2 separate regions of the Homo sapiens genome follow, and region 2 is linked to region 1. A link is an interaction called in ENCODE POLR2A ChIA-PET data of the cell type or tissue named here. Cell type or tissue: GM12878. All regions are shown on one strand. Each heading gives the region's core, and the rest is flanking DNA. Links, peaks and the distances in the headings are about the cores only.

Region 1 (5,376 bases), core at 124-5,123:
AACCGAGGAGCCTGGAGAGGCCGGTGTGCTGGGGAGGACGTAGAGAAGATGACTCGGAAAGGCCCTCCCCAGTGAACAGCTGTTTGAGCAGAGTCTCTCTGCTTCCTTGGAAAGCCCCCACATCCTGTGTGCTAATTAGGATTGTCATGGGAAAGGGGTATCTTTCCACCCTCATGTCCCCATCTTTAGTCATAACTCCCAGCAACCCCTTTGCCAAGGACTCTGCAGACACTGGCTGATTGAGGAGAGCTTTCTGGGGAGAGGATTCTGGAAGTGTTAGAATCTGGAGGGGCTTCAACCGTGTGTGGAGCTGAGGGAGACTGGGAGGAGCAGAGAATAGAGAGGAATGTGGGGAGATTGAGAAAGAGGATTAAGTGTGGCTGAGGGGGAGGGAGAGAATGTCATTGCGCAACTTGGGTAAAGGTTGTGGAGGTGAGGGTGGAGGCATCAGAAGGTGAGGGTGGAGGGGGTGTGTGTTGGGCGGAGCTGAGCCACGGAGGTGGGACCAGAGAGAGAGAGAGAGACCAGCAGTTAAAGCATCTGACAGGGGATTCCAGTCCTGGAAAAAAAAAAAAGCAGGTGTTACCTTTTCTATTTCAGAGTAAATCTCTACAGCATTTGGAAAACCACCCTTGTGACAGAAACGTCTCAGCCCCTTTCCCACATTTGGAAAGGGCAAAGGTGGAATCTGTGTTTGGGGGTACTTAGGATAGGCAAGGTATCTACAAAGGTTCATGACCCTTTCTACAGAAGCGAAGTTGTAGAGAAAACTGGGTGGAAGGAAAGAAGCTACGTTTCCCAGGTCTGATCACTCTTACCTGAGGACTGCCTGGTGGTGAGCAATTTAGTCAGAGGCTGGCGCTCCCTGGACTTTAAACCTCAGGCAGAGAACTTGCCCTGAATCATTTTAAAGGCTGCCTCAGGGTGTGTTTATCATCAGACTGCTGTGGTTTCATCCGCTCATTGCTAGAGTCAGTCAGCCATCCTGAATACCTCTCTGCTGTGCGCCAGGCCCTGTGCTGGGTGCTGCGGACACTGGGCTGAATTCCCAGAAAAGCTGGGTCTGTCAGGGCGCTTGTCAAAGAAGAATAGAAGAATCTCTGGGTTTCTTAGCTCTGAGCCCCCTCCTCTCCCTTCTCCACCAACACACTCATAGTTCCTCTCAATCTCATTGATGAGGCCATGACAGGGTAGGAACTTTAAACCAGTGGCTCCCAGGCAACCTCAGCTAAGCCCTTGCAATGTTTAATTAAATTACCCACCATCCTTAAGCCATAATTCAAAGCTGGGAACCAGAAACATCCCCATAAACAAAAGAGATCTGGAAGTCCCCTGCCCAGAGGCGATTCCTCTCCTTTTTTGTTGCCTCCTCTGTATGGGGACATTTCCTGACATGAGAGCTTTGTCTTTTTAGAAGTTGCTTGCTCTGCTGCTGATAGAGTCCTCAGGCTCTCCACTCGCCTGGGCTCCTGACCTCATCCAGCCTGTCTCCAGGGAGATGGCTGGGAGGTCCCAGACACCCGTCTGCCCGCCTCTGTTTGCCCTGGGCCCTTCTCCTTCCCCAGACTGCCTAGAGGTCTGATCTTATTTGCATTCTATGCCAGTCTTCTCTAGGCATTTTGGGCTAGAGAATCTGGAATAAGGGTAGAGATGGGGTGAGATAGATGGGACTGGCTCTTGGCCACTTCCAAAAGCCTCGGTGGGCCCCTCTCCACCTGCCATCATTTACCTTGACTGGGTTGTCCTTTTTCTGTTGTAGGGCAGTGACTGAAGAGCTTTACTTCAGCATCACTTTCCCCTGTACCTTTCAGCATGCCTGACCCTACCAACTCCAGGTTTTCAGTAGCAGGATGCGGAAGATCCAGGCTGAGAGTGGAGACAAACAACTGTGGCTCTCATTCCAGGCTCACTGTTTACTCCGTGACCTTGACCAAGTCTCTAAATGGTCAGGCCTCATTTTTTTTTTTTTTTTTAGAATGAAGAGCAGGCTTAAGATTTCTTCTTTCCCTCTTTTTCTTTCCTCCCATCATGCAGATCAACAGGTGAATGGGTTGGCCCCTGTGCCAGTGATGATACTGATAAGCACAGGGTAAAGGAGCGTTCTTTCCAGCTCTGAGTTTTCTGTGCAGGTTTTGCCTTCTTTATGTCTTTTAAAGTGGTGAGAAGTGTCAGATGGAGAGAAAGAGCATGGGCTGAATTAAATGATTTGACAGAAGCTGAGTTTTAGCCCCGCCACAAAACCCTCTACCCTATGTTAGCATAGAAGTGGAGGAGGCAGGCATCATGATGACCACATGATAATTACAATGTGCAGGATGCACCATGTGTCTGCATCATGGCAAGCACCTTGCACACACTATCTTGTTTAATCCTCACAACAATCTTATGAAGAACCTATTATTATCCCCATTTTATAAGTAAGGAAACAAATTGAAAGTGATTAAGTTGCTCAAGGGTTTACAGCTAGTCAATGGCAGGGCCGAGATTCTGAATTAGGTGCCCTATGTCCTATTTCTACATTCAGTAAATAGTTATGGAGCAACTATTTAGCGCAGTCACTGTTCCAGACATGTGAGATATAGCAATAATAGAGCATCCAAATATTTCTTTGTCCTTACGGAAAATTCTGGTGGGCGTGGGGGATGCTGGTAAGAGCGGCCTGGGATTTCTTGGACCTAGCGCATGCCCTAACGGCAGTGAGTCACTTACATAGATGTGTGTAACATGCCCCAGAGACCTCAGTGCATGCCTGGAAGGCATGGCCTTCCACTTCCCAGAAGCTGAAAGGTTTTGGGTGCTTTGTAACGCAGGTGGAAAATCTGTAAAAAACTGATTTTCTTTCTCCTTCTTCATCCTTAGTTTATGAACATCCTCAATCCCTATCCTACTGGAGCCCCTTTCCTTGGGTTACTTCACAGATTATCTGGTTTATAATACTGATTCTAGAAAAGTCGAGAACTAGCACATCCAAAATAGGGTGGTCTCTGAAAATAATCAGCGAGTAAAATCCCACCATGTCTATTGTCTCAACACTTTGGTTCTGAGGTCTGCATGCTATCTCTGACTCTCTGTAGCGTTGAATTGAACTCAACAACTTTCCCTCCAAAACCAGCTCTTCCTCTTGACATCCCTCTGACACCATTTTACCACTTTCCCATGGTCCAAACCCAGGATTCTTTGACTCATTCTGTCATTTAGAATCTTATTTGGGCACCTAATAGGTACAGGCACATAGACCCTGTAGCCCAACAGCTGAAATTTGAGTGTACCCATGCACCACTCAAGGTGGCCATTCACATGCAGATTCCCATGCCCAGGCCCTGGAGATGCTGGCCTGTAGGTCTCAAGGGCACTGCTGATTCAATTCATACCCCAGGAGATTCTGACGGAGGCGATCCTCAAACCTCACTTGGAAAGCATTCAGCTACTCATGATCAAGTCTTACCCATTTTTTTCTCTGTAAGGTCTCTCCAGTTTGTCACCTTCTTTTCATTTTCTATGCCAACACCTCTCCACTCACCTGGAACTAATGGACAGAGTGGCTCTGGTCTTGCCCCTCTTTTCTTAACAAACTTCACTGGCTCTTCATTGATTACAAATTAAATCTATCATAGTCTGACATTTCAGACCTTCCATACCCTCTCTGGCTCTAACATATCTTTCCAGGATTGTCTTCTTCTATGCCTTATATTTCCCTCCAATCTGCCAAACAGAGGCTACCTCTATCCTCATGCATTCCTTTAGAGTTCTCTGACACCCTTCACCCCCCCAGCTAGCCTTGAGGTCCCTTCTTCTGAAACACTGTCCTTTGCCATTTTTACCTCTCAAAATTCTTTTTGTTATACGAGTCCATGCCATTTGTTATTCATTTCTTAAAACATTCTCCACACCTTGAAATGCTTTCCAAACCATCATTACTTCATTTATTGAATCAATATTTTGGAGTGCCTAGGACATGCAGGCATAGAGAATACAGCCATGAGCACATACCTTGATGCCCACTCTCATGGTACTCACTCTCTAGTGAAGGGGACAGATATTCATCAAATTAGCCACACAAATACATATGTAACTGCACATTGAGATGAATGCTATTAAAATTTTTTTAAAAGGAACAAGAATTTCACCTGGCCAGGACTGCCCAGGGGGCCTCCTTGAAGAAATAAGCTCTTCCTGTGGGAAGAGCTATGGAAAAGATGCCAGAGTTTTGGGGAGGAACCAGCATTGTGAAGAGGCCCAGAATCAGAGAAGCCTGGCAATGAGGAGAGATTGAAGGCCAGTGTAGCTGAAATGTGGGCAGTTAGGCTATGAGGGGGCCATGTATGTTGGTGGGTAGGGGGGATTTAGATTTCAACCTAATGGGAAGTCATGGAAGGGATTTACGCAGGGAAGGGACATGGTCAATTTTCCTGCCAACATGCATTTTGTTGGCATTCTCCTTGTGATACGTTCTGCCTCATAAATAGTCATTCACACACTTGTCTTCTAACCCTGTTTCAGACTGAAAGCTAATTGAGGAATGCTTGAATCTGCATTCCCCATAGCAGTTAATGAGTGCTCAGGGATATGTGATAAATGATTAAATATTAAAGTAGCCAGAAGTCTTCAATCAGTCACAGCAGTTTCTGGAGCCCTTGCAACTGCCAGACACTGCATTAGGCACTAAGAATGCAAAGAGCTCCACAGTGGCATTCCTGCACCCACTTAAGGCAGGATGGTATGAAAAATGTTGCTGAAACATTGGTGCACATCAGCATAGTCAAGCTACACAGCTCAGGCTTCCTGAGGGTGGGGCCTGGGCTGGGAGAACATTTTAAGAAATGGATGGAAAATGGCTTGAGACCTGAATGGTAAGGAGAATTTCAATAGGTAAAAATGGCAAAAGAGGCCATTTCAGTAGAAGGGACCTAGCGAATTGTGGGGAAGGGAGTCAGGGAACTCTGGGGGAATGCATGAGGATAAAAGGGGCCTCTGTCAGGCAGGAATAGAAGAAAACACAGAGACTGAGGAAGACAAACCTAGAAAGGTATATTATAGATCCATGGCATAGTTTCCAGAAGTTCTGGGACAACTCTCAGGCATCTCCAGGATTGATAACAGTATTGTGTTTAAAAAAAAAAAAAAAGTCTTTTAGGCAAATCTGTGAGGGGGTTAATTGCACAGTCCCTGCCACCCTGGAGAGAATATAAAATAGTGCCATTTAAACTCTCTAAACTTAATTTCCTCATTTGTGAAAGGTATTTCTAGGATTGCTATGAAATTTACGTGGGATATGTGAGGTGCTTTGTAAGTAATAAAGATTGTGCAAATACCAATTTGAGAGCAGCAGAAGGCAGCCAAATGACTAGGCAGATAGGGGCAGGTCCCCAGTGAAAC
Region 2 (5,376 bases), core at 70-5,069, 110 kb before region 1:
AAGTTTTCTCTTCTCCTTGACTGTATGACATTATTTTTACAATTATACTTCCAAAGTTTGCTCTTTCCAAACACCACAAGACCTATGTAATTTAAGCAGTGATTTTAGGGGTCTCTGTATATTTTATATTAATTTCAGAAACATGCTCATGATTATTCCACCAAAACTATCAACTGTTACATAAACATCTGTCCTTCTATGAGTTGCAAAATAATTGTCACCATCCCCACTTAATCAACCATCTTGTATCCTTCTTTGACCAACTTCTGAAAAATAACACCCAATACTAAAGGCATCTCCTTCTATTCAGGGTCTCAGACAGTAAGACGTTCTTTCCTTAAACAGTAAGACGTTTTCTCAAGTCCCATGGAAAGCACTTCTTTGATATCAGTTTGGGGAGGCCGAACTCTGGAGTCTTCATCCGAAGAGTAAAGTACCGCACTCAGTAATGCGCGTCCTGGGAACCAAGCCTAAGCAGTTTTGGCCGCTTCCTCGTCCAGGCTGGCATTGTCTGTGTTCGCCAGCCCCTCCGCGAAGTTAGCTCATTTGCGGATCAGGCCAAATCCCTGGAGACTTCACGCAGACGCGGGTGCAGCCTGCTCTGGGACTTGAAGTCCGCTGGAGCCTGAGCCTCTGCATCATCCGGGTGGAGCTCTCTCTGCTGCTGCCAAAGGATCCCGCCTGGATGCTCATCCCGCCACCGTCGCCCACCCCGCAGCTGCAGAATGGCAGCAACTGCCACACACCTAAGCAACTTGGCTGGCTATTCGCCCTGCAGCTCCCGCCAGCGCGCTGCCCAAGCTGGCAATCAAAAGTCTGGGAAAGCGCGAAAGCGCCACGTGCCTCGCACTCCGCCCAGCTGCCGCGCAGCTCCTCCCTGGCTTCCACTGGGAGACAGGGGACTCCCATGAGAAGGAAGGAGCAGGGCAGTGATTGCTTAGTTTATCCTGGGACGCGGGAGCTGTCCCCGTGGACTGAGTGGCGCGGAGAGGGGATCACTGAGACCGGGAAGGGTCATCCAGACAAATAAGGAGGGGTGCGGGTGGGCGCGCAGTGCCCTCCGCCCGGCCTTCAGACCCACCCGCGCGCGCGCAGGCGTGTGCTCTCATCCTTCCCTTCCCTTCACTGTCTGGAGTGATGATAATTGGCTTCCAAAGTGGATGAGAGATGAGTCATTTACATCCAATGAGGGAAAAACAGCCTCCAGAGACTCTTCGTCCATTGGCCAGTGAGAGTGTCAATTCCCAGGCTCCTGCCGCACGCGGGCGAGCCCTTCTAGGCGGGAAAAGTTCAGCTGAGAGATATAAGAGAGCAGACTTTCCAGCACCTGTGAATCCAGAGCGGTGGGCACTGACGGGCACGTGCACCGTGTGGACAGACTCTCCAGTTCTATGAGTGGTTTTTCTTTTCCCGGGTCGGACCTGGAGTTCTTAAGAGGATGGCTGACAAGGGCAGTAGGCAGAAGGACCTCAGCCCAAAGTCAAGGAGGTTTTGGATGGGGAGCTGGGCAGCCGCCCGTTGTAATTCCCTTCCCGTCTCAGCTTCAAAGGCCAAGAGTTGTACTCCTGAAAAGATACTTGGAGATCATCTGGGTGTTCCTGAATCTCAAGAGGGTCGTTTGACCCTGGTGGGTCCTTTCCCTACCCGGTGCCTTTCTCGCCCGTAGAAGGAGACCAGGTTCGGTTAAGCAGAGCAGAAACTATTCACTGATCAAGGAATGGAGTAGGAGAGCTCCTGCTCAAAGTGCCTGGGGTGTAGTGTGGGGGTGCTCCTTAAGGTCTTTTAGGGCACGTAGTTGGAAAGCAAGGATTCCTGGAAAGAGATGGGGCTTTCCAGAACCAGCTGAGTGTGGCAGTCTCCTATTTGCTGTTGCCGCCCAACACTACATGTGCCTAGCAAGCTGCATTTCTCCCGTAGGCACAGATTGAGGTATGGTAATTAGCAATTGAGGATTCAGGTTAGGGTAGCGCTTCTAAGTTCGTTTCCCATCTTGTAGCACGGTGGTTACTGACATCCAGTCTCTGTTTCTGTAAGCAAGCACAGCTTCAAGCACAGGTTACCTTAATTGGTTCTGGGGCTTTAGGAAAGCATTGAGGTCATCCTGCGGTGACAGAGGCAGCTGTTCAAAGAACTTGGTGCGAGTTTGAGGCAGGGGTTGTGGAGTGAGGCAGGTAAAAATGCAGATTCCATAGCCACACCCCGACATACTGAATCAGAGTCTGTGAGGGTGGGATCTGGAATCCTTTTTAAAAAGCTCAGAGGAACCAATTCACACGAACAATAAAAGTTTCATCTGAGCCAAAGACCTTAATCTAGAAATGAGAAAACGGGGATCCCCAAAAGGGTTACAGGGAGAGGGTTGGAGGAAAGTTAGACTATGACAGTTTTAGGGTGGTTCTTTCCTGGCCTTGGGAAGTTTTCTCAGCTGCTGCTCTGATCAGTACGCAGCTGAATGCTTTAGGGGAACCCTCTTCATATATCCGGAGTTCCCTCTCTGTGCAGGTCTCCCACCAGGGTCTGTGGCCCGTGACCTCTTGCCACCCTGGTCTCTCCGCTTTGTCTCCTCAAATCTAGAATTCCAACTGGCTTTGTCTTGCTGCCCTTCCTTGCGACACTGGCCTGGAATCCTTCAAGTTAGTCTGCTAGCGTGGATTGTAGGATGCATCTCAGTTGTCACTATCCTTAATTGCATGATGTCCAGTTCCTCGCAAAGCGTTGTTTCATATATTTTGCCCATTTTTGTTTTGTTTTGCTTTCAGACTAGGGGGAAATCCAGTCCCTGTTCTTCCATTTTGGCCAGAAATTCAAGGTAATGACTTTTAATATTTCTGACTACTAGTTCCATCATCTCTCTCACTTCTGGATCTGTCTCTATTCACTGATGTTCCTAGTCATTATGGGTCATATTTATCCACTTCTTAAATGCTTGCTGATTGTTTTATTAGATATCAAGCTTTGTTAATTTCACAACTTTGGGTGCCAGAAATTTTTACCTTCCCATCAATATTCTTGAACTTTATTTTAGTACCTTGATATTTTACATGGAAACCATTTTATAATTTCAAAGTTTGCTTTTATTTGTTAGGTGGGAGCAGAACTAGGGCTAATTTTGTCCCACTGTGGAAGAAATACCTTTCAGAGTAGTCTCTCTGATATTTCATGAATTGTGAAATTTTCTAGTCAGATTTTTGTGAACTGAATCTATTCCCTGTCCTGTATGAGCCTCAGAAATTGTTACATCTGCTCCTTTTGGGTACTTCTTTTTCCTGTTCCTTTTCAACAGCTTTATTCCACTCATGCATTGACCAAGCTGAAATCTCAAGGGATACCCACTGCAGATCTCTGATACTATGTGCTCCTGTGGCTCTCTTCTCCCTAGTACTCTGCCATACAAGCTCCAGTCAGCCTGGCCTCCCAAAACTCCAAGCTTGTCTTCTCAACTCAGGGAAACTGCTAGACTCTGCCTGTTCTCTTGCCTAAGATATGCCTTGGAAACTCCATACAGTAACCTAAATAGCCACAGGGCTTACCTCATATGATTTTCTTCTCAGATATCAGAGATGAGGTCCCACACAGCCTGATGTCCAATGATTGAGAGTTGTTATTTCACAGATCTTTCCTTTTTGGGTTTTTTTTAGACATTTCATGTGGCAGAATGAACTCAATCCTTGTTTCTCCATCTTATCCACTAGTAAATATTAGTTATATTCTCTTCGAATTCATCATGAATTCCATGAAGACTGAAGAAAACAAGTCACTTAGTGCCACAAAAGATGACCCGAGGACTAGACCTGAAGTTTCAAAGGTATATCTACTTTTTTACAACTCCTCAGAGGAGTGATAGTCTAACCATAGTGCCATATGAGGTTCTTGGAGATAAGTTCTTAAACAATGGTCGTTATAAGCCTTTCTCTTAGGTAGTTTAAAATATATTTGGGTAGCTCATACACATAAGTGCTTGTGGAAAGCATAATGATAGAGTATGAGTTAATAATGCTAAACGTGTCTTAAGACAACAAGATGACTAACAAATAATATAGACACTTAAAATCATGGAAAGTATAGACAGGCAAAAATAATTAGCTAATGTTTTCTGAGGAAACACTGTGTGCCTGGAATTGTGTCCCATCATATGGATTATCCCATTTAACAGTTAATAGAACTGTGCAGTAGTTATTATCATACTTATTTTACAAAAGAAGAAACTGAAGCTCAACTTGCTTATAGTTGCAGAAGTAACGGACTTCAAAGCAAGGATCTTAACCTAGGCAGTCAGACTACAGAGACTGGTTTTTGACCCACACTATTTTGCTCAAAATATGCAAAATGATAATACTAAATTGAGATATAAACAAGTGATTTTAGAGTACAGAGAGAAGAATACTTAATTCAGACTAAGGAAACTACAGCAGCATCATATGAGAAATGATTTATTAATGAAAAATAAATCTAAAATTGTCAAACTCATAGATGTAGAAGTGGTTGCTGGGCTGGGAAGAGAGAAAAATGGAAGTGTTAGTCAAGGGATACAAAGTTTCCTTACACAAGGTGAATAAGTTGTAGGGATCTGAACAGCATGAGTGCCAATAGTTAACACTATTGTGCACTCAAATTCTTGCTAAAATGATAGATTTTATGTTGTGTTCTTATTACAAAAATAATAAATAAGAGGGCAGGAAGAGACTTTGGGAGGTGATAGATAGGTCGATGTCATAGAATGTGGTGATCATGTATCTTCACATTCATCAAGTTGTATACACTAATTATGTACATTAATTATGCATTTGGTATGTCTAAAACTAATTTATTTTTTAAAAAGAATGAATAACATTTCACTAGTGTATCAAGGATGAAGGAATGGCCTGAGTAAAGTCATGTACACAGGAAAACATATTTGGGGAACAGGATAGCTGCATTTGATGCTATGTAAGGAGAATTCAAGAATGTGGTAGGCAAATAATGCTTTCTATACTGGTAAGGTAGTGTGGTGCCAAGATCACAGTAGGCTTTATATCAATAAGAGCTTTTCATATTGACAGTAAAAATATTTTCTACTTGTGAAACAATAAAATGGATTCATTGGTTCACCTGAGTGGACATTCCAGAATTCAGCAGAGCTCTTAATTCAGTAGTATACAGTTTCTTTGAGGACTTGTTTGTGTGTTCAGTCTCTATGTTCTGCTTTTCATGTTATCCCCTGGCTGGCTTTCTGCATAGTGACAAATACAGCTGCAGTAATATCGGATGTGTTACTCTCCCGATAATGAGTCTACCCTGGTTTCCTGAGGAAACTTCTCTTTGCCATCTTATTGTCCCAACTTAAGTAGCTCACCCATTTCAGCACAAAACCTTGTGACTCCGAGGGCACATATAGAT

The links. ChIA-PET counts read pairs that join two places held together with the same protein. Peaks named below come from ENCODE experiments on the same cell type or tissue, not always from the same donor. Only the 100,000 strongest peaks of a DNase experiment are listed, where the experiment ranks them.
Region 2: POLR2A ChIA-PET joins it to region 1 with 8 read pairs; 2 of 35 experiments call an interaction of 5 or more read pairs at or near these places.

The regions. Positions count from the first base shown.
Region 1 is chr11:59,173,939-59,179,314 of GRCh38, forward strand. The region is part of intron 1 of DTX4 (deltex E3 ubiquitin ligase 4); the gene reads left to right. LOC124902675 (a long non-coding RNA gene) reads right to left here. Exons shown (of 4, transcript XR_007062682.1): 4 at 1-559. Among named protein-coding and RNA genes, the nearest start is that of DTX4, 4.5 kb to the left of the region's middle. RefSeq lists a silencer at 958-1,027. In GM12878, for the core only: no CTCF peak of the experiment used is centred there; no DNase peak of the experiment used is centred there; H3K4me3 peaks cover 1,747 bases; H3K27ac peaks cover 1,321 bases.
Region 2 is chr11:59,062,169-59,067,544 of GRCh38, forward strand. No RefSeq gene overlaps it. Among named protein-coding and RNA genes, the nearest start is that of GLYATL1-AS1, 6.4 kb to the left of the region's middle. In GM12878, for the core only: no CTCF peak of the experiment used is centred there; a DNase peak (open chromatin) is centred at 2,246; H3K27ac peaks cover 1,274 bases.